Regions from separate parts of the Homo sapiens genome. Here regions 1 and 3 are each linked to region 2. A link is a loop called in an ENCODE intact Hi-C map of the cell type or tissue named here. Cell type or tissue: heart right ventricle. All regions are shown on one strand.

Region 1 (8,000 bases), 210 kb after region 2:
GTAGATATGATTACTATTGATATACTGCTTTATGAAAAGACACACACAACTTCACTCAAAGAGTGGAAAAACATTTACTTCTACAACACGGAAATTTAATAATAAAGGTATAAACACTACCCTAATTTCTAGTCATTTAAATGTGCCACAAAATCATTTATTCAAGAGTTAATTTATCACCCTTTTTAGAGTTTTACCTTCACCATTTTGTTACTAAACACAAAGTTTAATGCCCTTTAACCTCTGAATTAGTCTAAGTTTGCTTTTTTAAAGATTTTTTATGGCACATATTTAGGAATGAATTAAAATTAACTTTGCTATGTGAAAATTTTGAAATATTTAATGATAAGTGGCAACAAGCCAGATAATTGTAAAAGCCAGAGTTGGTATAAGTGAATGAAGAATGTTAAGTTGAAATACTTTTGGAGCTGTTTCAAATTATAGTAGAGTTGAAACCATATCCATTTACTATTCAGTACACATGTGCCAGGTATAATATATAGTTCTTATGGCTTCAAATAGTCTAGATCTAGAAGTAAAGACATTAACTCCCTTAGATAAAAGTCCTTTTATCTAATTCCCCAAAGGGACCCAGCACAGATGAAAGAATAACTATGAGATTGTGACAAACCTTCTACCCCTACCTAGTATCTCTTGGTTGGACTCAAAAGAAGCAAATACTGCAGAAGATAAACAAAGGAGCAAACACCATTGGACTATCTGTATCTTACATAATAAAATAGTAAGAACTTCCCCCACCGGAATCAGTTATCCAGCCCCTTAAATACCTGGTCCAAAGCTTGTAAGGGGAGGAAGGGAGTCCCCTTAGTCACGTATCCCCCACACTTAGCACAGGACACTTAGTATCACCTACAGAGCCAGAACGGGTCAGGCGAAGGAACGTAGGCTTTGGAGTCAGATTGGGGTAGAATCAGGCTCTACTATGTACCAACTATGAGACCCAGAGAAAGTTAATTACTCTAAATCTCAGTTTCCTCTTTTATAAAATGGGTATAATACTATCTACCTTACAGGATCATTCTGAGAATTTGAAACAATATCTACAAAGCAACTGCTATGATGCCAAGCACGTAGTAGGAACTTAATTGAAGATATCTATCCTTATAAATAAGCGAATACTTATCAGGAAGTACACATGCCTTTAAATGATAAAATGGCTATTATTTCCTAAATGCTCTTTATACTTAGCTGTCACTCCCATAAAAATGCTTCAGGATACTCAAAGCTGATGCAATCTCACTTTCTCTTTATTTATGTTACAGCCCATAGCAAACCAGACTGAGGAAAGAGAATAGAGAAGCAAGCACATGGATAGCTGGCAAGATACCCATCGGAGAGGCACCAAAGAGCCAGGAGCAGATGCAAAAGCCCAGAATAGTCTGGAAAATGCAGTACAGAGACAGCAGCTTTCAATGACTGAGCCCCAAAACCAGTGTTCATGTGAATGATCACAAAGAGGTCAGATTGCCTGCGGTAGACTTATTCTGCTTAAGAAGCCGAAAGAAATAGAATCTATGTAAAAATATATATATATATTTATATTCAACTAGTTAGCCTGGAGTCCTTCCAGCTGGAATCCATGTCTTTTCCCTTTAGGTTCTCATAGCATTTTGTTTGCTTCTCCACGACAGAGCTAAGCACAGTCTGTTTGATGACGTTAGTCTACGCATCAGGAGAACACAAACCCCTTGAAAGCAGGTAACCAGTTTTACTCATCTTTGCTCAGTAAGTATTTGTTGAATATACCAATTTACTTTTCAAGATAACGGATGCAATTCTAGTCACTTCTATGTCCTCAACAAGTTCCTTCCTTTAAGAATTAAGTTATAATATTCTGTAAGTATCTTCATGGCTTATTGATTACACAGCAACAGCATTTATGGATCATTTATTTACAACTTTAAAATACTGGGGGCACTATTATCATAATTATAGGGCAAGAGATAGTATCAAACCAAGTGATCACCATCACCTTCTCCAGAAAGCTGCCCCAGATACATTCTTCTGCCTAGTTTGGTTTTATAACTCTCTAAATGCTCAAACCATTTATTCATTTTTTTCGGTCAACATATACTGCTGCTGTGGGTCCAACATTATACTGAGCACCCCTGGAGACATCTAAGAATACATATATGAAAGGTTTTGTCTTCAATGAAGTGATTGTCACAGAGTAAAAGATGAGCAAGTAAGAAACTGCAATATAATAAGGTAATTGATATAACTAGCATGAAGCCAAGCATAGGAGATAAAGTTACAAAGTGTGCCTATCGGATGGAGTCAAGAAAAACTGTGCAGAGAAGGGAGGATTTTAGTTGAGTATTGGTGAAAGTTAACATGAAAAATATCAAATCTGGCACCTGTGCTATCATAACTGTTTCTAAAGAAAAAATATCAAATCTGGCACCTGTGCTATCATAACTGTTTCTAAAGAGGAACAGTGGAACTGTCTTTACCGTAAAAGAATATAAACATATCATAACCTTTCTGAAGGTCATCGAATTTCTATTTCATATTGCCTTTTTGCTGTTAGCTATGACAGTGAAATTACTTAACTTGGTTAATTAAAGAGGAAGTTAAATTTAAGGAAGAAGCACTCACTGAAAAGAGATCAGATGTCAACCTGACAACCCACAGCAAGGAAGAATCGGGTTTCAGTATATATACTCTTGTCAAACTTAAAATGAGATTCAGAAAATATAACTAAGCATAGAGTTGATTCAAGCACAAAGCTTGAGGACAGGCACACAGAAAACACAGACTCCAAAGGGATGGGGTCAGTGGTTCAAAATAGAGAAGCTAAGGTTTCACTTATATAGGCAGAAACAGTTTTGGGAGGATGGCAACATTTTCCCTACAAGGCCAATATGTACATTGCAGTGATTTGATTAATATAGCTTGCTACATCCCAAGGAAGGCTGCTTTAACATTCTGTGAGGAGGAGTAATGTTCTGAGAGGGTCTTACCTCTGGCACCACTCAGTCATTCCTACTCATTTACAGGAAAAACCAGAAGTTACAACTGTATACTCACATGACTCAAGCTACATAGACACATTCCTCTCAGGGCTCAAAATAATTTAACGTTCCAAAGGCTTTAACACTCTACACCTATACATAGAGAATTATACAGTTTCTTGATGTGTTTCTAGGGTTGCTATCAAAAATTTAACAGTGAAAACCAAACATGAATAGTATTCATAATATCCCAAAGTCTGAATGTTATATATTCACCCATTCATGATCCCATTCAGCAGATATTTATTCAGGCCCTGGTAGTGCCAGGAGCCATTCTAGATGCTGGAGCTATGATGGGAACAAGGAATGAAGTTTTCAGTGGTTATCTGAAAGGTTATTTGAAATATCTTAATATTAGCAATCCTAGAAAGGTAATCATTGATGGCAGTATTTTCACGCTGTCCCCAAAGGGAAAAAACACCTGTAAGGGAGAATTAGAAAAGGAGAGTCCCTGATTTGGGGATGGGAGGAGATTGGATGTCTCTCAGCTACTTTCTAAGACTTTGTTTCTCAAAGTGTAACCTAGGGACCAACAGGACTGGGATACACCTAGGATCTTTTTAGGAATGCAGAATCTCAGCCCTAGCCCAGACCACAGAATCTGCAATTCTAAGAAGATCCCAAGTGATCCCTAGTTATTTGTATGCACACTGAAGTTTCAGAAATGTTGCTCTGATAGGTTTTATTTACAAGTTTAAACACAGGTCACCTTACATTTGTGGCAGAATCAGACCTGTAAGGCTCCTTCTGACTTTTAAGAGACTCAGGCTTTGAGAACTTGTTTTTGATAGTTGGAACAGCAAAACAGCACTGCAACGTGAGTCCACACATGGGCCTGAGTATGCTTATACCATTTCTGAATGGCCCAAAGTGTTTATTCACTTTGGACAGAACTGATCAGAAATGCAGATTCACTGAGCCTGAGACAAATACATAATTGATTGTCCCCCCTGCCCCCTTCTTTTCACATGCAACATGTGGATTCAATGAACTCTAGTCAAAGACTCACAAGAATGTGACCTTGCCCTCTTTCTTTCTCTTTTCTCTTACAGCCTGCTTTTCCTCCTTTAAATACTTGTATTAATCCATTCTCTATTATATATATATCTATATAGCACTGCTATAAAGAAACACCTGAGACTGGGTAATTTATAAAGAAAAGAGGTTGAATTGGCTCACAGTTCCACAGGCTGCACAGGAAGCATGATGCTAGCACATGCCCACCTTCTAGGGAGGCCTCAGGAAGCTTACAACTATGGTAGATGGCAAAGGGGGAGTCAGCATGTCCTAGAAGGCAGGAACAGGAGCAAGAGAGAGGGGAGGTGCCATATAGATTTAAACAACCAGATCTCGTGAGAACTCTACCACGAGAACGGCACCAGGGGATGGTGCTAAAACATTCATGGAAATCCACCCCCATGATCCAATCACCTCCTGCCAGGCCCCACCTCCAACATCAGGGACCACAGTTTGACATGAGATTTGGTGGGGACACAGAACCAAACCATATCAATATTGAAGACCTCAAAATCCTCTTTGGAAAAAGTACAGGCCACAGGTCCTACTGTGGCTTATGTCCCTTTAGCCCAGGCATCTCCTCAACTTTGGCAAAATAAACCTCTAAATTCATTAAGACTCACCTCAGTCATTTTCTTTGGTTTCAAGGTATCTTTAATTATAATTACTGATTCTATTTACATATACCTTGATAAGCGATTATCCATACAAAATAACAAGTTCCTATTCTACTCAACCATATCATACTGAAAAATATAAAATATAGCAAAACTTGAAATATTGCTATCCTTTCCTTTGATTCTCAGTTTCAGTAACTGGATAAGGATTAAGTTTTAAACATACAAAGTTGCTTCTCCAAAAGTAAACAAAAGAAATCCATTGACTCTAAGTATTTGTTAGTGTTTTCCTCATGGATCTGATGCCAGTGATGTCTTCAGCACAAAGCACTCAGGGTCCCTACACAATTCCCATTAACCTTCTGCCCATATAATGCTTTGTTTCTTGCTTTCAATTTTAGAAATAAATTTCAATCAATCTCTCCAACAGCTGGAAAGAAAGAGTAAATATAATCTCTCTTCTCTTTCAGAGTTCGTTTTTGAAACTATAATTCAAAAGCACATTCTGGGCAAAGTAGGGACAGTAGCTTCATTCAATCTTATATGCTAACTCAAGTAGACAAAGGCTGTGAAATATCTGTCCCTCACTGTCCCTTCACCTCTGAGGTTTCACACATAAAAGCTAACAGCTATTTCTTGAAGAACAAGTCAAACACAGCAGCTATAAACAAATAACCTAATAAAAAAAAAGTTTTGGTCTAGATATCTTCAGAGATTACAAACTAAAATAGGTGGCAGTATCAAGCAAAGTCAAGGCTTCAGAACAGAAGAGAGGATATTAACATCAGTATATTCAGCAAACTAATAAAAAGACAAAACATTAAAACGCAGATCAATGTTTACATTGAGTAGCTTCCTTTAGGAAAATGAAACATTCGTTTCCTGAGAAAGGCAGCACTAGCAAAAATGTGTCACTAAATTGTATATTCGTCAGTACTTCAAACTAAAATTTTATGAAAAGCACAGAAAGAGTTGTAAAGCAAAAGCAGAACCGTCAGAACCGTCAGAAGCACTGCTTTCTGTTCAACCTGTACCTGGGGCAATGCTGCATTTACCTGGGACCGCAAGGATGCAAATATCTGAAGGCAAAGTCAGCTAGTTAATATTGCATTCTCCCTTCCACTCAGAGAATCTCTGCAGAAGGAAATGGGGTTCAGTTCTTTAAAATAAGCTTGGCTAGAGCACAACTCTGGCTTCCTCTCCCCAAAGTGATGTGGGCTGTAGTATGCATCACTTAGAGGCATTTCATGGTGCGCTTCCCAGCTCGAAGGTCTTCCTAGAAAGATCTGGTCAGTTTACTGTTTAGGAGGGAAATGTCCCTAGCTGAATTCAGACCAATTGCCTCTGGAACACATCAATCCTTTCAATGAAAGGCTTTATGCTTCTTTCTGACTCAAAGTTTTCTCCTCATGATACCAGGGACAACTTTTAAGGCATAAACAATAGAGATGAAACAAAGCTACTAAAATTTTTAAAAACCTTAAAAATCTCTCATCAAACAGAGCCGGTCATATTAAAACAAGAAAGACAGAGAGAGCTCAAGAGGGGACAGGCAAAGAGAATTAACAAGGAAGATACTGATTTTGCTCCTACCCTGTATAACCTGAACAATTACAACAATTTTGTGTAATACCACGAATATAAAGAGATTCATGGAACTTCTTTGTATTATTTATCTATAAAAAGATCAATCAAAGTTTGTTCTGAGCCATTGACCACACAGATGTACTGTGAACAAGTACAAATTGTGGCCCTCCTACATGCAAACAATCAACGTGGTGGTTACGCCCTCTTCTTGCCACTTTGCCTCATGTTACATGGGACAAATATGACCTTATTTCATAAGCAGAAAAACAAAGAGCTCACTTCTGGTGCAATCTTTAATTCTGCTGTTTCTGACAAATACAACAGCATCCAGTTACCCACCTCCAACTTGTGACCCTACCTATAAGATATGACGTGATTCTCCCTTTGGACTGACAAAGAATTGTTCTCACACTCACACCTGCAATGAAGAGAAATTGTGCTTTGCACTCAGCCTGTGGGGACTCTAGAAACCAAACTCTTTATAAAAGAAATAAGCCCTTCATAGGAGACATGGTGGCCATACCATCATCTTTCATTGCTCTCCTGCCAATCAAACCTTCTATCTTATAAACAATAAATAAGCTCTCCACCAAAAGCTTCTTGTGACATTCTCATTAGGAATACTTCTACATTGCACATGGACATGTCTAGGAGTTTGGAAAGCATTCCACACTACTAAGAAGGAAATTTCATTTAAGGAGGCGGCTTTGGCTTGGACTTGTGATTTCAATGTCACAAAATTTTTTGCCTTCCAGGGAAAGCAAAGGATTAATTGGGGACTGAGGAGTGCTTTTATTCATTTCCAACAACAAACTAACACTAACATTTATTTTTAAAAACAAAATTATTTATAAAGGATATAATCACTCAATGGAGCATTTGCTCATTAAGTTTATAAACACGGAAAACTTGAGCTTTCAGATGCTTGTAATTTGCTAATGCCCTTTTCGTGAACTTGGAGCACAAGAGGCCTACAATGTGCAATATGCTCATTTGGGAGAAAATTTTGCTGTTAGCTTTTAACTCATTTGTTTTTGAGCATTCCAGGCAACCATGCCTAAGTCTTTAGAGAAACGTGTCTGTGTGTAGAATTCTTCAGGACTACAAAACACACTATTACAACTTGAAGGACAGACTGAGATTAGAAAAATGTTCCAGATTGGGCCTGGTAGCTCATGCTTGTAATCCCAACATTCTGAGAGTCCGAGATGGGAGGATCACTTGAGGCCAGGAGTTCGAGACAAGCCTGGGCAACACAGTGAGACCCTGTCTCTCCAAAAAAAAAAAAAAAAAAAAAAATTAAATTAGCCAGGCATGATGGTGTATGCCTACAGTCCCAGCTACCTGAGAACCTGAGGTAGGAGGGTTACTTGAGCCCAGGAGGTCGGGGCTTCAGTGAGCTATGATCGTGCCGTTGCACTCCAGTCTGGGAGATGGAGTGAGACCTTGTCCCGAAAAAATAAAACAAAAACAAAAAAATGTTCCAAAGTTGGGTAAAAATATAAAATGGTTAAAAGAACAGACATGGCAATTATTTTTATATGGTCCATTTAAAAAAATCATAGGCTTAAAAAGCAATTTTTAGCCCAGGCATGGCAGTTCACACCTGTAATCCCAGCAGTTTGGGAGGCCGAGGCAGACGGATCACCTGAGGTCAGGAGTTCAAGACCAGCCTGGCCAACATGGCGAAATGCCGTCTCTACTAAAAATACAAAAATTAGCTGGGCGTGATGGCATGTGCCTG
Region 2 (8,000 bases):
ACGGCCAAAAAGGCGAGCTGCTGAGGGAGGAATCTCAGAGAACTTTACAGAAGTTTGTGTGTGTGTGTGTGTGTGTGTGTGTAAGATTGTGATGGCCTTTGTGCAAGGTTGTAGTTTTTGCAGAGTCTTTTGTGATAGTTTTTGTTATCAGGCACACAAGCATGCAAACCTGCTCTTCAGAGCCTTTTCCAACCCTATTCGTCAAGTTTTTTTTTTTTAATACTGGTGACTCTATTTTGATTCTGACAACTTTCACATTTCCCACCTTTGATCAAGATCTTTCTCTGAAAGCATCACTGATTATCCTGTAGTTGGATGTGACGGCCCTTGGTCCCAGTTGCTTGTCTCATCCCACCTTGTGGGGAGTGAATGTCGGCTAAGAGTCAGTGTCAAAACCCTTTCAGCCACATTTGAACAATAAGGGAGATTTGAAGAAAGTGGTTCTCATGCTAATTCTACCTAGAGTCTATTATTAAGTTCAATTTTGTCTGTTCCATAGTCTTTTGTTATCATCTCAAAGTGCTGGGCTAGTATTATCCTATTAGGGTTGTGTTTCTGCAAAAATTTTAATAAGTAATAGATACAAAGTTTTTGTTTGGTTTTGAGATGGGGTCTCTGTCACCCAGGTTGGAGTACAGTAGTAGTGTGATCCGGGGTCACTGCAACTTCTGCCTCCCAGGCTCAAGCAGTCCTCCCACCTCAGCCCCTGGAGTAGCTGGGACCACAGGGCTTGCAGATACAAAGTTTAAAAAGGGAAAATACAAAGTAAAAATATCAAGGCTTCAGTGAGCCATGACCCATGGTGCCACTGCACTCCAGCCTGGGTGACCGTGTGAGACCCTGTCTCAGACAACAACAACCAACGGCAGCAACAAAGTAAAAATAATAGTAGTATGAAAATCCCAGTTTAAATAATGGTATTGAGCCATACACTGAGGCTTAAAGATAAACAATTGAAGACATCAAATGATGAGAGAGAATTAAGTGAGAGCTGTTATTACCATGTGGCCTGTTTTCCTATTTAACCAATGGATATTAAAGGATCTCTTAGTCAAGTTTCCAGCAGGAGCTACTGATTATGAAATTTCAATTACATTATTATCTTGCCAAGTGAAAAAGTAGGCATTAAAAGGGGTAAGAGTCTCATGATGTGGAGTCTTTCGATGTCTTAAGAAAAGCATGAAAACATCAACTCTCCTGGTTTGCAGTCTGAACATCTCTGGTCATGACATTAGGCAGCATGATGGATTTCTTGTTTGGCCCATACATCAGGTATGAGACTTGTTCCTTTCTATCTTATTTCACTAGTATTAAAGAAAAAAAAACACTTGACAAATAGGGTTGGGGAAGGCTATGAAGAGTGGGTTCGCTTGCTTGTGTACCTGATAACAAAAAATATCACAAAAGACTGTAAAAACCACAACCTTGCATGAAGGCCACACAATCTTATACACACACACACACACACACACACACACACACACACAAATACTTCTGTAAAGACATCTGCCCAGTAATTGCTTGTCCAACCTTGTACTGGCATCACCCTTTCTATTGATCTTTGTAGCAAGGATAATTATCTCCAAACAATTATGTAATCCATCTCATTTTTCCTTTAAAAATTTTTGTCTTTCTTTACCTCTCTTAGTATGCACATAGTTTACTATGGCACACATATTTCCATTGCAATGCCTTACTCCTGAGTACATATCATTTTTATTTTAGAGAGCCCCTCTTCTGTTTGTTATTTAAGTTGACAAGTGCTGAGATTGAAGAGCTGACAAAAGAAAGATGTTAGTCTGAATTTGAACTTTCAAGTTCATATTCAACCAATTCAGGCCTGGTTACGTATGTCCCAAAACCTTACCTCATTCACCATTGTAATGGCCAAACCATGAGTCTCCCATAAATAGTGGAGTCTTTTGGATCCAGTAAGAAGTTTATATAAGATTTGAAGCTGATAAATCCTAAAGTGACCTCTTCCAAAATCTATTAATTCATGGCCTCTGAAGCTTAGCCAAAATCTTTGTTACTATTACTTCCCCTACCAGGAACATGTGGATACAGCCTACATTGACCCAGACATGAAACAGATAGAACTACTCATTCATTCGACACATATTTGTGAGTTATATCCCAGGCACTTTTCGAGGTCCTGGGGAAATAACAATGAACTAAGTAAAGTTCTAGACTCCATATAGCCTCTCTTCCAATTTAAATCAACAATTAATCGATAGAGGCTAGAGAGAAGCCAAATGGGATCAGAAATGGTGCTTTAAAAGACATTCATTCAGCAAAAAATCACCCAGAAGTTTAGATAATCTCTTTTGCATCTCATCTCAACCACTCAATCCCAGGTGTGGCCACAAATAGGCCTAGCACAAGTATAACAAGTGTTAAAGGGAGAGGGACATTATTTATCTGAACCTACAACTTTATCTTAGATAAAGATGGATTAATTATAATATAATGCTGACACCAATTGCAGTGAAAAAATTTCCCCCAGAGAGTCCCCCATTTGCAGGTACTGTTTATTAATAGATTGTCTATGGAGGAGGGATTTTAGCTGTAAAATTTGCAAATAAGACATTTCCCAGGGAGTGTTTCAGATTGGAAGTTTCCAGCAGTTAGTGTCTAACCATGCAAGTGGAATAGAGAGGTCTCTAAACTAAAACTGAGAAAGTATTCTTTGGGCGTTGGCCAGTAGAAGTTCACTGGTGACATAGGAAAGAACAGTTTCAGCCAAGAGCTGGAAGGAATGATACCAACATTGTCTTTGTCTTTGGTGGATTTCTAAGTCCCCAAATGGAAGTTGATGATAATCTACGGTTCTCCTTTGTGAAATGTCTCAGCAACTTGAAAGAAAGAATCTCTACATAAATCTAGCACTCTGTTGTTGCTTAGTCACTGTCAACCTGTTTTATTTTGTTGGTTTGAGTTACCTTAATGTTTCCTCGTTATAAATAGATAAGTTCAACCGACATCAAGATCTCTGACTGCAGTAGGATTCTGTGGGGAATCTGGAAGCACTACCATTTAGCACATTACTAAGACGTAACACATGCCCCATCCCCTGTCAGACCTCTGATTTGTGCATCGAATCCCCAGAATCCCCAGAACAATAATAGACTTTACTTTGTGATTCCTCTGGTGACACATTTCTTTTAGTTCTTCTGGCAGAGCTGGAGACTCGCACGACAAATTCACTCTGACGTTGTTTTCTAATTAGGTGCCTTGACACAGCAGGCATTCCAGTCTCCAACATTTCTTTTGTTTCTCTAATGTGCCAGAAAGCTGTCTGCTTTTTAGCTGCCTGACCTTTCAGAAATGTTACCTGCCCTGTAAAATGAGATAACACATGGAAGGCACCTGGCTCAGTCCGTGGCACCTGAGAGATTCTTGAGAAGTGTTCATTCCATTGCCCTGTTTCCTCTCTCCGCCTTCATACCTTCTGGTGCTTTAGTGAACCTCAAAGATAAAAATATTCCCGTTGTAAGGTTTACATTTTTCTTCATCCCAAAATAGAACTCAGTAACTCTATAAGCAGATACTATATGGATTCCACATTTCATTTCCTCTTATTCTCACAGGGTACCTTACAAGTTAGAAATTTGTATTGTCTCTGCTTTTTGGAGAAAGGAATCTTAACTTTTCTCAAGTAACCGAGGTTGCAGAGTGGGTCAATAAGGAACGTGGGACAAGAACCCGCATGCGCCTCTCTCCAAAAGTCTTCATCCTCAACCCCTGCACCAGACTGTCTTCCACACATGGGCTCTGAGCGGCCAGCACTGGATCTGGAGAAGCCACCACCCTGTCCTGTCCTCCAGGCAGAACGGAAGTGTGCCTGACCCCAGCTGTAAGCACCCGCCCTCTGTGGCCCGGAAAGAATCCAGTCGCAGGGCTTGGCCCTTCCCCATCCCCTCCTCTGGGCAGCCCGCGTTGAGTCCCATCTGGAACGTGGAGGAAGAAGGCCCTGTAGCAAACGCACAGCTAGACCCCCTCCCTCCCTGCCAGGCCTCCCTCGCCAACTCCATGCCCAATTTCAGCCCTGAGGGGCGAGAACAGCAGGTGCTCGGGCCGCCTTCGCCCTTGGTGTTCTGGGAGCCCATTGTCTAATTTTGCTCGGGCCTGGCCTGCTTCCTTTTTAGTCCTGCGCATGTGGGCAGAGTACAAGCTAATTGGCAGGGCTGTTCCAAATCCTAAAGAACGCGCGCGCTGCCTGCTCGCCAGCGGGAGGGCCGTGTGCCCAGCTTGCGCCCTGACATTTTCCGAGGCCTGGGCGAGGCCACCTGCCTGACGAAGGCTTACCAGGGAAAATCAGGTCCTGACAGCCTGACAGGGACAACCGCCCAGAGGATTCATCTGCTCGCGATGCCTGGTCAGCAAGGAGGAGACTCGACCTGGGACGAGGAAGAGGCCTTGAAGGGACAGAGGAGAGCGCATCCTCCATCCCCCGGCCAGGGAGAAGTCACGCGGACCCCCAGGTTGCTGGGCCGCGATGGGGGGAAGAGGAGACCACCCCCAGCTCCGCAGCGAGCGCCCTCACTTCGGGGAGACAGAGGCGTCGATCCCTCCTGCGGACGGCTGGGGGCGCTGCGCTTCAACCGAAGGCAGAGATCCTGGACCGGGGCGAGGCAAGCCCTCCCGGAGGAGAGGAGCTCTGAAGGGGGAAAACAGCTCTGCAGAGTGTAGAGGAGCCGGACTTTGCAGCCAGGTACCTCTGTGCAAGTCTCAGCTGTGCCTCTGAAGTAGCTAGCCGTTGCCCAGCACTGTGCTAAGGTCTTTTCATCACTGTGTAATTGAAGGCTCACAGCCACCCTTTAAGGAAAACGATCTTGTCGTCATTATTTTATAAGAAATGGAATGGAAGCTCAGTGCCACCCCTAGCCCATGGACACATTCCCAGAGAGCGGCAGTGTGTCTGGCCTGGAACTTAATGAATTCTGTCGGACAGAAGTCCATGCTCTTAACCATTAGGCCTCCCATACAAAGATACTTTGTACGGGGACATGAGACACAGCCTAATAGCACAGAAACTCACAGAGGACGAGTTTCTTAGTTTTGTCATCTCTGAAATGGGAATAATAATATTACTCCCACCTTGCAAGGCTTTGGGAAAGATTAGAGAGAATGTAAAAAGGTCCATGTGAGAGGTCCTCGTGGGTTAATGTGTGGGGGGAGTCCCCAGTCCCTCCCCGGGCACTCAGAGCGATGTGGGAAGACTGTGGAGCCCATGCTTATTGATGCTGTTTCATTTCAATTAAACCTCCGTCAGAAACATCGCATGACATCAAAATGGAAGAGATGTTGAGTCTGAACGGTGAGGTCATAGATTTTGTTTTTATTTATGTATTTTCCAAATAAAAATATGTATCATGTTTTCTCATCATAATTGTAATATGTGATGATGTATCAATTATGGAAAATACAGAAACTGTAAAAGAGGAAATGAGGAAAACCTTTGCTTCTCACTGTTACAGATAACTACTGTTCAAAATTATAGATAACAACTCTGGAGGCTGAGGTAGGAGGACTGCTTGAGCCCAAGAGTTCGAGGCTGCAGTGAACTATGATTGCACCATTGCACTCCAGTCTGGGTGACCAGCAAGATCCTGTCTCTAAAAAAAATAAAAATAATAAAAATTTTAAAAATATTTAATTAAAAAATTATAATGAATAATAATTTATTGTATATTTTAAAACAACTACAAGGAAAGAATTATAATGTTCATGACACAAAAAAAGATAAATGTTTGAGGTGACAGACATCCCAATTACCCTGACTTGATCATTACATGTTGTATACATGTATCAAAATATCACATGTACCCCAAAAATATATATAACCATGATATATCAATTAAAACATACTAAAAAAGAGCGATAACTACTCACTTTTCCTTTACTTAGAGTGTTTCATTAATACATTTACTGTTTTACAGAATTGGTATCACATTGTAGGTTACTATACTACACTTTTAAAATGTAATATTTCATAAACATTTTACCATGACATCAAATAATCTTAACACATTTAAGAATTAATGGTTGCCTTCCAATTTTCTTTGCAAAGTGGTTCATTATTTTTGTCATGGAAAAATAAATTTACACTTGAAAGAACTTTATTGTGTTAAAAAAATACTTGTAAGAGGGCTGCACTGCTTTGCCCAACAATGCAGTGTGTTATGTTTTATGTGTAGTGCAGGTCTGATGAAAGGTGATAAGCCTCCAGTAGTAACCATGATATGTGAAATGGAGATAAAGATGGTTGATTTTGTGAGGATTAAATGAGATCAGATAGGCAATGTGTCTCTAAGACAGTGTGGGCCATGGTGAATGCTGTCATGACAAAATTATGTTAGTCAAGGACATTGCTAAGAGAATAAGATGGGTGCTGGTTGGGGGTGACCTGGAGAATTGGAGGATAGCCCTGCCAGTGGCTGCTGAAGCCAGCTCCTACAGGATATCAAAAGCCAATGTTAAATACTCAGGAACTTTACAAGCTGGTTGTAAAAGCCTGTGAAATTTCACTGGTAGCTTGAAATCTGTTATGGTATGAGCATTTACACCACCAAAATTGGAAATCAGCAAATGCTATATTGTTCTCTATGTATGTATGTACTTTTCAGAGAGCTGATTTTACCAGCACACCACTAGCAGGGATAATTCAAAAGCTTTGCTTTTTCTCAAAGTGGTGGAGCCTGCAGGAAATGCTTGTGAGGGCTTGTAAAGCATTAGTAGATTTTGTTGAGATGGTGTGTGATAAACATGAGCTGAAATCTTGGTCTGATTGCTCTTGCTCTAACTGGAGGAAAGAATAGGGAAGCATAAGCGTTGGGGAAGCTAAAAGGGTAAACCTGGGGAGTTATTGTTTATGCTCCAAAAACAGAAATAACTGGATTAGAGGATAAGACTGCAGGAGATGGGAAGCCTTGTCACTTGGAGTGACAAAGACCTATTAGTAAATGGGAAACTCAGGGCTGAAGAGACATTCTTGGCCAAGAGAAACTTGTGGGAAGGAGTTTGATCGATGAACAAACACAGCAGTCTCTTTTGCCATAGAAGGCAGGTGGCAAGGATCAGAGTCAGAGGGTCCGTGCGCTACAAGGGTTCACAGATCACTGGTCTGTCTTCTTCATCTGACCCTGTCAATTACTTCTGAGATTCCCCACCCCCACCTCCAGGAGCTCAGGTGCAGGCTATAGTCTTCTTCTGCCACTTCTCTGTTCTGTCAGCACACCACTGCTTCTGTGCCCTTTGCCCTTGCAGTTTGGGTTTTCCAAAGGCAGAAGCAAGGACAGCGTTCTTCAAGAGGACTTCATGGTGTTTTAGAGATCAACACCTTGGAAAGGAAGAAAAGAAAGAGAATAGGGCCTGGGAAGACAGCTTCAATGCAGACCCAATAAAGCTTCCGGCAACCAGGTGAAGAATCTCCGGAGAGACCATTGCCCTTCAAATGTTCTGTGCCACCTGGGCCAGGATTTTAATAAGCTGCTTTGCTCAGTCTCCATATGAGAGCTGCCCAGGAAGGGAATGTCAGGGGCAAGGAGACTGCCTGCAACTGAGGCAGACCCTGGAGAGATAGAGGCGGGGGACTAACTACACTCCCACAGTGATCTGCTTTTGGGGAGGTGGCGTGGCAGAGAAGACACAGCTTTCTTCTTCCTCCACAGTGAGGGAGCAGCCTCCTTCACTACCCTCAGTATTGGTGCTCTTTAGAGGAATTTTCTGAAGGGCTGGGGACATCAAAAAGGAAGTAGGACACAGTAGAGAATAGGTCATAATTAATGTTAGAGGTGGCCACTGTCAGGGCTCACAGGTCCAGGTGGGCCTATCCTTGGCCTCTGCAGAGGGTTTTGGGGCCAGGCTCCACTGGCTGGGCCTGCCCACCCCTGCATCATGACTTCCTGTCCAGACCCAACTGCCCAAGGTCAGGAGAGAAGAAAATGCTCTCTGCCTCAGCCCAACTCAGGGCCTGGCTTCCCAGGCTCCATTTCTTG
Region 3 (8,000 bases), 180 kb after region 2:
TTAGTCGAGTCAGCATCTGCCATTGTAGCCACCGTCCCACTTCTTAAGTGAACTGGGGTAGTTTTTAACTTCAGTTTCCCCTTCTATCAAGTAGGGATAATCATGATAATAATTACGTTTGAAAAAGCCTCATACACCGTAAAGCACAAATCCAAGTTGTAACGGTTCAGGGGCAAAATAACCAGTCACATGTAAAGTTCCAAGTGCAGAAGGCAGGAGCTGTACTAGTCTCTACGGAGGACAGCCAGGGCCTAATGAGGCCCAGGGGCCAGGTAGGGGCTGCCTGGAGAGGTGCTCATAGCAAGGCAGGTCCCTTCAGTCACACCAGCCAGGAGTCCAGGAAGAAGCCATTGTTTTGAATGTCTGAATCTGTAGTGTCACTCAGGAGAAAATAACTCCAAGGGGAAGTGCAATAGGTAAAGAAACCTTTGACTTCCTCTCTTGTCACTGAGGCACGTTTTGAGAACTTCCCTCATCCCCAAGCAGGCCTTGCCTGCAGCTCCAGTCCTTTCACCTTTCACTGAATGGTGCCAGAGGGCCAGGAAGCACCCAGCAGGTCTCCACTGCTACAGACAATACAAGCACTTGAAGGGGCAAGGGAGTAATTGAAGAAAACCAAAGGGACTTGGAGGGCCCTGCCAGCGTGTCCCTGCCAATGGTCTCTGAAAACTCAGGTGCTCCCTCATCTTGCAACCCAGCTGCCTGGCAGCAGGGAGTGACAAATGGTCTTATTTTCTACTTATCTCTCTAACTTCAAAAGAACAGGCTCATGATACCAGCTGGCAAGGGAAGGAAAAGTAGCACTTGGATTTTTTTTTTAATATAGAAAGTATAGAGCATTTCTTAACTTTCTGTCATAGAAAACGTTTCCAAGTAGAAATTTTTGCTGGCTTTACCTCAGCTAGACCAAACTTGGCATCAAGGCGGCATCTAGCATGGTATCTATTTTGTGCTGGCCGAGGGGAGGAGAGTGAAGAGGTGGGGCCAGTCTACTCAGGCCCATCTACTATTTATAACAAGTGCTTCCATGCTAATTGTGCACTGGCCTTGTTCTGGACGCTCTCCTTATTAACTATGTGTTCCTCCTCAGAACTCCAAGTGGTGGATACCATTATTACCTCCATATTATAGATTTGGAAACAAATGCAGCTAAGTTATAAATCCAAAACAGCACAGGCAGTGGTGACACTGGAATCAAACCCCAGCTGGTAAGACAGAATTCACAACTACTCCATTCCATGCTCACATACACGCATGTTTCATTTTCCCTATTGAAATGAGCATCAGCATGGCCCAGGAACCACCTAAAAGGAAATAAAACTAACATATTTTGAGCACCTTCTCTGAGTCAGACACTGGGCTGAGCACTTTTACTTCAGAAGAATGCAGTTAAAAGCTCTGAGCCAAGGTCGACTGGCTTCTGTGATTCCATGAGCCCCATGTGCACTTCGAGCCATTAAGACCTTTCTGAGGCTCAGCTCAAGACATCAGGGAGTCTTCAAAGCCTAAACCCAAGACCATGTTCCTCACTTATCTTGACTTAAATTTCTCAGCTTTTATGACTATAATCTGGCCTATCACAAATCCGTCAAACACTTCTCCTGCCCTTAGGGCTCTTTACTGTCTCCTATGATTCACTAAAAACAGAAAAAGGGAAACATGATTTTCTCTCTCACCTTCGGGAAATAACAGCTTCAGAAGCCAACAGAAGCTTCCTTATGCCAGCAAAACAGCTACAGTAGAGGCAGCTAAAGTCTATCACTAAGCAGCACAGAGAGGAGCAAGGTGGCATTGCTCCTGTTCATTGGCCAAGCTGCCTCCCAATTCTGCCTCTCTGGTGGTCCCCCATGTACCCCTCTTTGCCCAAATCACCCCCTGACACACAAAAGGCTGAGTGTACACACCTAGTGCTCACTTAATGCATAGAGATTCCAAGCAGAAAATGAGGGCCACTGCCTCCATCAAACTCCTTTTCTCTTAGATCCAATAAAAACTAAAACTTGAAAGAGAAGGAAATTCTCACACTACCACTGCTACCTCTCAGTCACATAAATCAGCACTGTGCAATAGAAATATGTGAGTTATGTGTGTACTTTTAATGCTTCTAGTAGCCACATTAGATAAAAAGCAGCAGGTGAAATTCATCTTCATATATTTTATTTAACCTGATAGATCTAAAATATATCATTTAACATGTAATCAATAATTATTAATAAGCTATTTTATATTCTTTTTTCATATTAAATATTCATTTAATATGAAACTTAAAAGCTCATTTTACACTTACAGCACATCTCAATTAGGACTAGTCACGTTTCTCATGCTCAATAGCCACATGTGGCTCATGGGTACTGTGCTGGACTGCACTGACAAACATTATTCTCTCTGTTACTGTCCACAAACACAGGTATCTTTAATCCATCTTCGCTGAATGCAATCAAAAATTATGAGACATAAACAGTGAATTATGACTTTGCCTCCAAGTGCTTTTAATTTCTGAATAAATCTGATGTATTTTCTCATTTAATTTTCACCATAACCTTGTGAAATAGGTCTCACAGCATTTTAGATGAGTAATAGATTGGCATAACACCATCACACACACACACACACACACACACACACACACACACAGCCACAAGCATCTGTTATATGCTCTCATTTAGGTACACCCAAGGATCAGAACTTAACTGAAGCCACATAGCAATACAAAGTCCAAGTGAAAGAAAGCAGCCAAATTCTTGCTCGCTTTACTGCTGCTCAGTCTCACACCATCATTCCAGAAGAATTTACTGCAATAATCTAAGCCCCTCCATTTAAAGGGATGTTTATAAACATCAGGCTTAAGCCAAACTTGGCAGCAGTGCAGGCCACCTTAGTTATATGGGAGGGCTGGTTCAGTCAGTGCCCAACCTGATTCCTGAACAATCTCTCTGCCTCCAGCTCCTTGGCCATCTGGGAGCCCTCTGTCCTCTCAAGCCCATGCAGTTCCTGCCTTCGGGGAGCTAACCAGCTCACAAGAGAGATTAGACATATAAACAAATAAATCAAATAAACAAAAAGTATTCTGGGATGGCAGGAAAGAGATACCTTCTGAAGGTATTAGAGGAAGCTCTGTATAAAAGTTTATATTTGGAAAACAAGCAGGATTTAAAGACATGAAGTCGAGAAAACGGGCCCGTGCCAAGCAGAGGTCACCATGTACTGGAGGGCCTAGAGCAGCGAAGATGCAGGATAAGTTCACAAGGCTGCCTTGCTCAGTTGACTGAAGAAGGCGATCATGAAGGAACAGAGTACAAAACAAGGCTGCGCCTGTAATCTTAGCACTTTGGGAGGCCAAGGCGGGTGGATCACCTGAGGTTAAGAGTTCAAGACCAGCCTGGCCAAAATGGTGAAACCCTGTCTCTACTAAAAAAAAAATACAAAAATTAGCCGGGCGCGGTGGTGGGTGCCTGTAATCCCAGCTACTTGGGAGGCTGAGGCAAGAGAATTGCTTGAAGCCAGGAGACGGAGGTTGCAGTGAGCTGAGATCACGCCACTGCACTCCAGCCTGGGCGATGGAGTGAGATTCCATCTCAAAACACACATACACCCCCCACCCCCGCCCCACACACACACACAAAGGCAGCAAAGGTGGATATGAGCCACCTTCAGGTGCCTTGGATGTTCACTAAGGATTTGGGATTTATTGGCACAAACAGAAAGTTCTAGAGAAGATTTAATACCAACAGAGGAGTACTTTAAAAAGCTGATCTGATAGTGGTGCCAAAAAATGAAGAAGTAAAAACAGACCAAAAACAAGCAAAGGAACAAACAAGCAATAAAGGAGGTTAACAGGAGATTCCTCCTGAGGACACTGCAGTTCTTGGGGTGATGGGCTGTCACAGCCTAAACTACAGTGGTGGTAAGAAAAGCAATGCTAGGAGAGAGTGAGATTTATAGGATCTGGAAACTAACTGCAAAAGCCAAAAGTGACTCAAGTTTAAAGCCTACATTATTGAAACACTGGAAACAGAAAAAGCGCAGAAAAGGAAGTCAATATAACTGTAAGAGTTTCTCCCCACTTGGGGGCGGGCTGCAGGAGAGATCATGATCTCAAGCCTGACGTATTAATTTCCCTAATAAGGCCTAAATGTGTTCTATGCACCCACTTTAGTTGTCTAAGAGAATGACTGTTGAAAGAAATCCAATAAGCACTTGGCCTTCTAGAACTTGCTTAACCAGTTCATGATAACTTGAACCTGTTGGTCACTTACTTTTTGCAAGCTGGTCTTGGCAATCTGCTCAGCTGTCCTCTGAATGACCTCAGCAGATCTGCTGACCACTATTCACATCTGCCCTGACAACTGAGAGAAGGAAAATTCCAATCTGAAGATGAAACCTTCTGAAGTGGATCTGACCTCTGAAAGGGCCACAGTGTGTCAGGCAGAACTTTAGATCTGAAACTTTTTATGCTTCAACACTTAAAGTGAAAGAAAATATGTAAGTAAATATCACTGGTGAAGTTCCTTGTCAATGATTTCCTAAATTTTCTGAAATCTAGGAGTCAAGATGCCCATTTAGCATTTAATTCTGCATGGTGGAACATGCTACAGAAATTCTGTCACACACATTTGTTGTGGTGGAGCTCCTAAATAACCAAGACATCATGGCGCCCAAACTGCTTCAAAAAAATGGAAATTACCATTTGTATAAACACATTGGGCATCAAAGCTCCTGAGGATGTCTTCAGAAGCTTTGAAATTAAATTAACACCTTTAGGAAAAGGATCAAATGTGTGTGTACACACACTCAGAGACACATACTTCAGAGCCATCCCCAAATATGCCACCCTTCACAGACTTTGTCACATCTTCAACAACATGTGGTAATAACATTTAAAACATTTTAAATGTTTAGCTTTTAAAGCATAAATAAGGTCACTTTATTCGGTGAAAAACAGAGGGGTATTTTAGAAAGCAGAATATAATTGTCCAGGTTGAAATATATCCCAGTCATGGAGTCATAATTTCCTCTTGCAATGGGCGTTGGTCTCCAAAGACGGCTCCCAACAATTCCTCCTCTTTCTACGGGCACATTCTCAAGAGGTGGAGAGACTCTATTCCCTCAACTCTAGGCTGGTCTTATGACTTGCTTTCATCAACAGAAGGCAGCAAATGTAGCATTCTTGAACTTTCAAGCTCAGGTCCTAAGAGGCCTGGCAGCTTCCACTTTTTCTCTTGGAAGCCGGGCTGAAAAGTTTGGCTACCCAGCTGGAAAGAGTGGCCTTGTGGACAGAAGCCCAAATCCATCTGGGATAGCTGAGTTCAGCTGAGATCCCAGCTGTATGCAGCTGCATGACTGAGCCCGGGAGAGAACAACAGATGAACTCCAGCCATCCCCCAGAATCGTGAGGAATAATAAGCTGGTTATGTTTCAAGGTACTATGTTTGGGGTATTTGTTACACAATAAGAGACCACAGAAATAATGGGTTACAAATGGTTAAAAAGTGGGCCTATCACTATCACTCATCTGCCACCATCTGTGATCATTGTGGGATTTTGAAAACTTCTTCTCCTTGCGAATTAATTTAAGTGAAGAAACACAGACAAGACCTTAACTCGTCATATTTAAAATGTGATATTCAGTAATATCTAGGGTACTGGAACTGTCTTGACATTGGATTCTGGTAATTCTTCCCCCAGAGCCCTGCAGGGCTAGAAAAAGTATCTCCCTTGATTGGTGAAGTTCTCTCCCCATTGTATTCCTGCTGTATTTAACACAATCCCACAAACTTCCTAATATTTATGTTAGAGAGATTAACAAAATGATAGAATGCTGGAGTAAATAAAATTTCAATGTGGGTGTTGGGAGGATGAAGAAAATTTAGCAGAGGCCTTAAACGACGCTTTATGGCATGAACTACACAGAGGCACAGAGAGAGCAATGACCAGGTGGGCTTGGGGTAAACTGATTTTTAGCCCCAATCTTGACCCTCCCTGCACCTATACCCTTGCTGTAAATGCACTGTGGTCAGAGTGTGCTTTTTTGCCTAACTTTGGGCTCACTCATGTGACCTGCTTTGGCTAGTGGCATGTGGGTATGAGTGACAGTGTGCCAGCTCTAAGTCCAAGCTTCAGAGGCACCATATGTATCACTTGCACACTTGCCCTTCTGTGAAAGGAGATCATGCCCCCACTAGCTTGCTGGTCCCTGGAGAAAGATGAGAGATACATAGAGAAGTGTCACCACAGCTGACCCACCAATTCATAATCAAGAAAGAAACAGTTACTGTGGAATGCGACTGAGAGCTTCAAGTTGTCTTGTAACCAAGTATCCCCATTTTTCTAAGAGAGAGAGTTTTTTTTTAAGTTATTTCTTCTTTTCTCTTTCCTTCTTTTCCTCTGTTCCCATTTCCTACCTAGCTCTTCAGAAATGCAATCATAACCTTTACCTTCCCTTCACCAGACACTCACTACACTGGAAGCTTATCTAACTACGTGCTTACTTTGAAGCTCCAGGGCAGAAACTCTCTCCCACAAGGAGATTGCCTCAAGAGACAACAGTCAATTTGCAACCTAAAGTATGTCCCTGATGGAAGGCTCTCCCACCTGGAGAGTGTCTTGAGACAAAGGCCACTATACAACCTAGCTCTGCTTGTGATGCAGCCAGCTCGACCACCAGTAGATTAAGCACGAAAGCGAGTCACGCAGACCCCCAACTGCTCACTCCCTCCTCTGAATGCCATTCATGCCAAGTCCCCCTTTAAAAGTCCATGCTTTCTGCCCCAAAAGCAAAACAGTGCTCTTAAAGGCAGGAGCCTGTACCTCTTCCCCCAGGCTAAGCTATGGAATAAAGTCACTTTCTTTATGCCAGACCTCGCTCTTGTGAATTAGACTCTGCAAGTGGCAAGTGACTGAACCTGAGTTTGTTACAGTCTACGCAGCAATAGTTGACTAACACAAAGCTCCTTTATCAGATGCTAACATCTGCAAAATACACATGGTGCTTTAGAACAATAGAGTCTTCCTGGCTATACAAGTTGTGAAGGGATGGTTAAGTGGTCTCATTGCCAAGCAGAATGTAAGCACAACGTATTGAATATCACCAAATCTTGCTCTGACAATCTAAGGTTATCTTTTTAAAGACTGTCATTTGGTATTCGAAGTTCTCCATAATTTAACCCTAACTTAGTTTTCTAGCCAATTCTGTCCCATTTATAGTTTATGTTCCATTCATTAGTTCCATAAATTAGAATATTTATTATTCTTGAATAAGTCTTACATTACCTAGCTGTTCCTTTTCCAGTTTAGATTGAGACAGGTTTTGTTCTTTCAGTCCTTTAAGGCCAGGTTTGGATGTCATCTCTGTAAGAAATCTGCTCTGATTCTGCGGTTTAAGGCAGAGCATCTATCCCCTGACTGTTATCATGAGGTATGTCTTTTCCTCTTCGGGCATTTGGCTTATTCTACCTCGTAACACTTCCTTATCTTCTTACAAAGTCCTAGATGGCAAGGTTTATGGATTATTTACCTCTGTAATCTCCATGGCATTTAGCAAAAGGCCTTATACATAGGATACAGACCAATCAATACTTTTGTGCATTAAAGAATGAGGGCCGGGTGTGGTGGTTCATGCCTGTAATCCCCGCCCTTTGGGAGGCCACGGTGGGCAGATTGCTTGAGTCCAGGAGTTTTAGATCAGCCTGGGAAACATGGCAAAACCCTATCTCTATTAAAAATATAAAAAATTAGCCAGGTGTGAGCGCACGTGCCTGTAGTCCCAAAGCTACTCAGGGAGCTGAGGTGAGAGGATCACTTGAGCCCAGGAAGTCAAGGCAGCAGTGAACCCTGATCGCACCACTGCACTCCAGCCTAGGCCACAGAGCAAGACTGTCTCAAAAAAAAAAAAAAAAAAAAAAAAAAGACCTATGGGAGGCTGCACGGCATCAGGAAACAACATGGAGAAAGAAAGGTGGACTTTGGAGTCTGAGCAATCTGGATTCTAGCACTTCGTAGCT

The links. A loop is a pair of places that touch in the nucleus more often than their neighbours do. Peaks named below come from ENCODE experiments on the same cell type or tissue, not always from the same donor. Only the 100,000 strongest peaks of a DNase experiment are listed, where the experiment ranks them.
Region 1: a loop joins it to region 2, with 3 times the contacts of the local background. A loop is called at or near these places in 3 of 110 quality-filtered maps.
Region 3: a loop joins it to region 2, with 2.4 times the contacts of the local background. A loop is called at or near these places in 11 of 110 quality-filtered maps.

Annotation. Positions count from the first base shown.
Region 1 is chr1:184,451,018-184,459,017 of GRCh38, reverse strand. The region is part of intron 1 of C1orf21 (chromosome 1 open reading frame 21); the gene reads right to left. Among named protein-coding and RNA genes, the nearest start is that of C1orf21, 68 kb to the right of the region's middle. In heart right ventricle, no CTCF peak of the experiment used is centred here; no DNase peak of the experiment used is centred here; H3K27ac peaks cover 812 bases.
Region 2 is chr1:184,660,737-184,668,736 of GRCh38, reverse strand. It overlaps LOC105371648 (a long non-coding RNA gene), which reads right to left and starts at 4,395. Exons shown (of 3, transcript XR_007066768.1): 1 at 4,309-4,395; 2 at 3,136-3,468. In heart right ventricle, CTCF peaks have their summits at 4,351 and 4,575 (motif pointing right); a DNase peak (open chromatin) is centred at 4,596; H3K4me3 peaks cover 1,151 bases; H3K27ac peaks cover 623 bases.
Region 3 is chr1:184,479,519-184,487,518 of GRCh38, reverse strand. All of the region lies in intron 2 of C1orf21 (chromosome 1 open reading frame 21), which reads right to left. Among named protein-coding and RNA genes, the nearest start is that of C1orf21, 96 kb to the right of the region's middle. In heart right ventricle, a CTCF peak has its summit at 4,062 (motif pointing right); a DNase peak (open chromatin) is centred at 5,268; H3K27ac peaks cover 7,556 bases.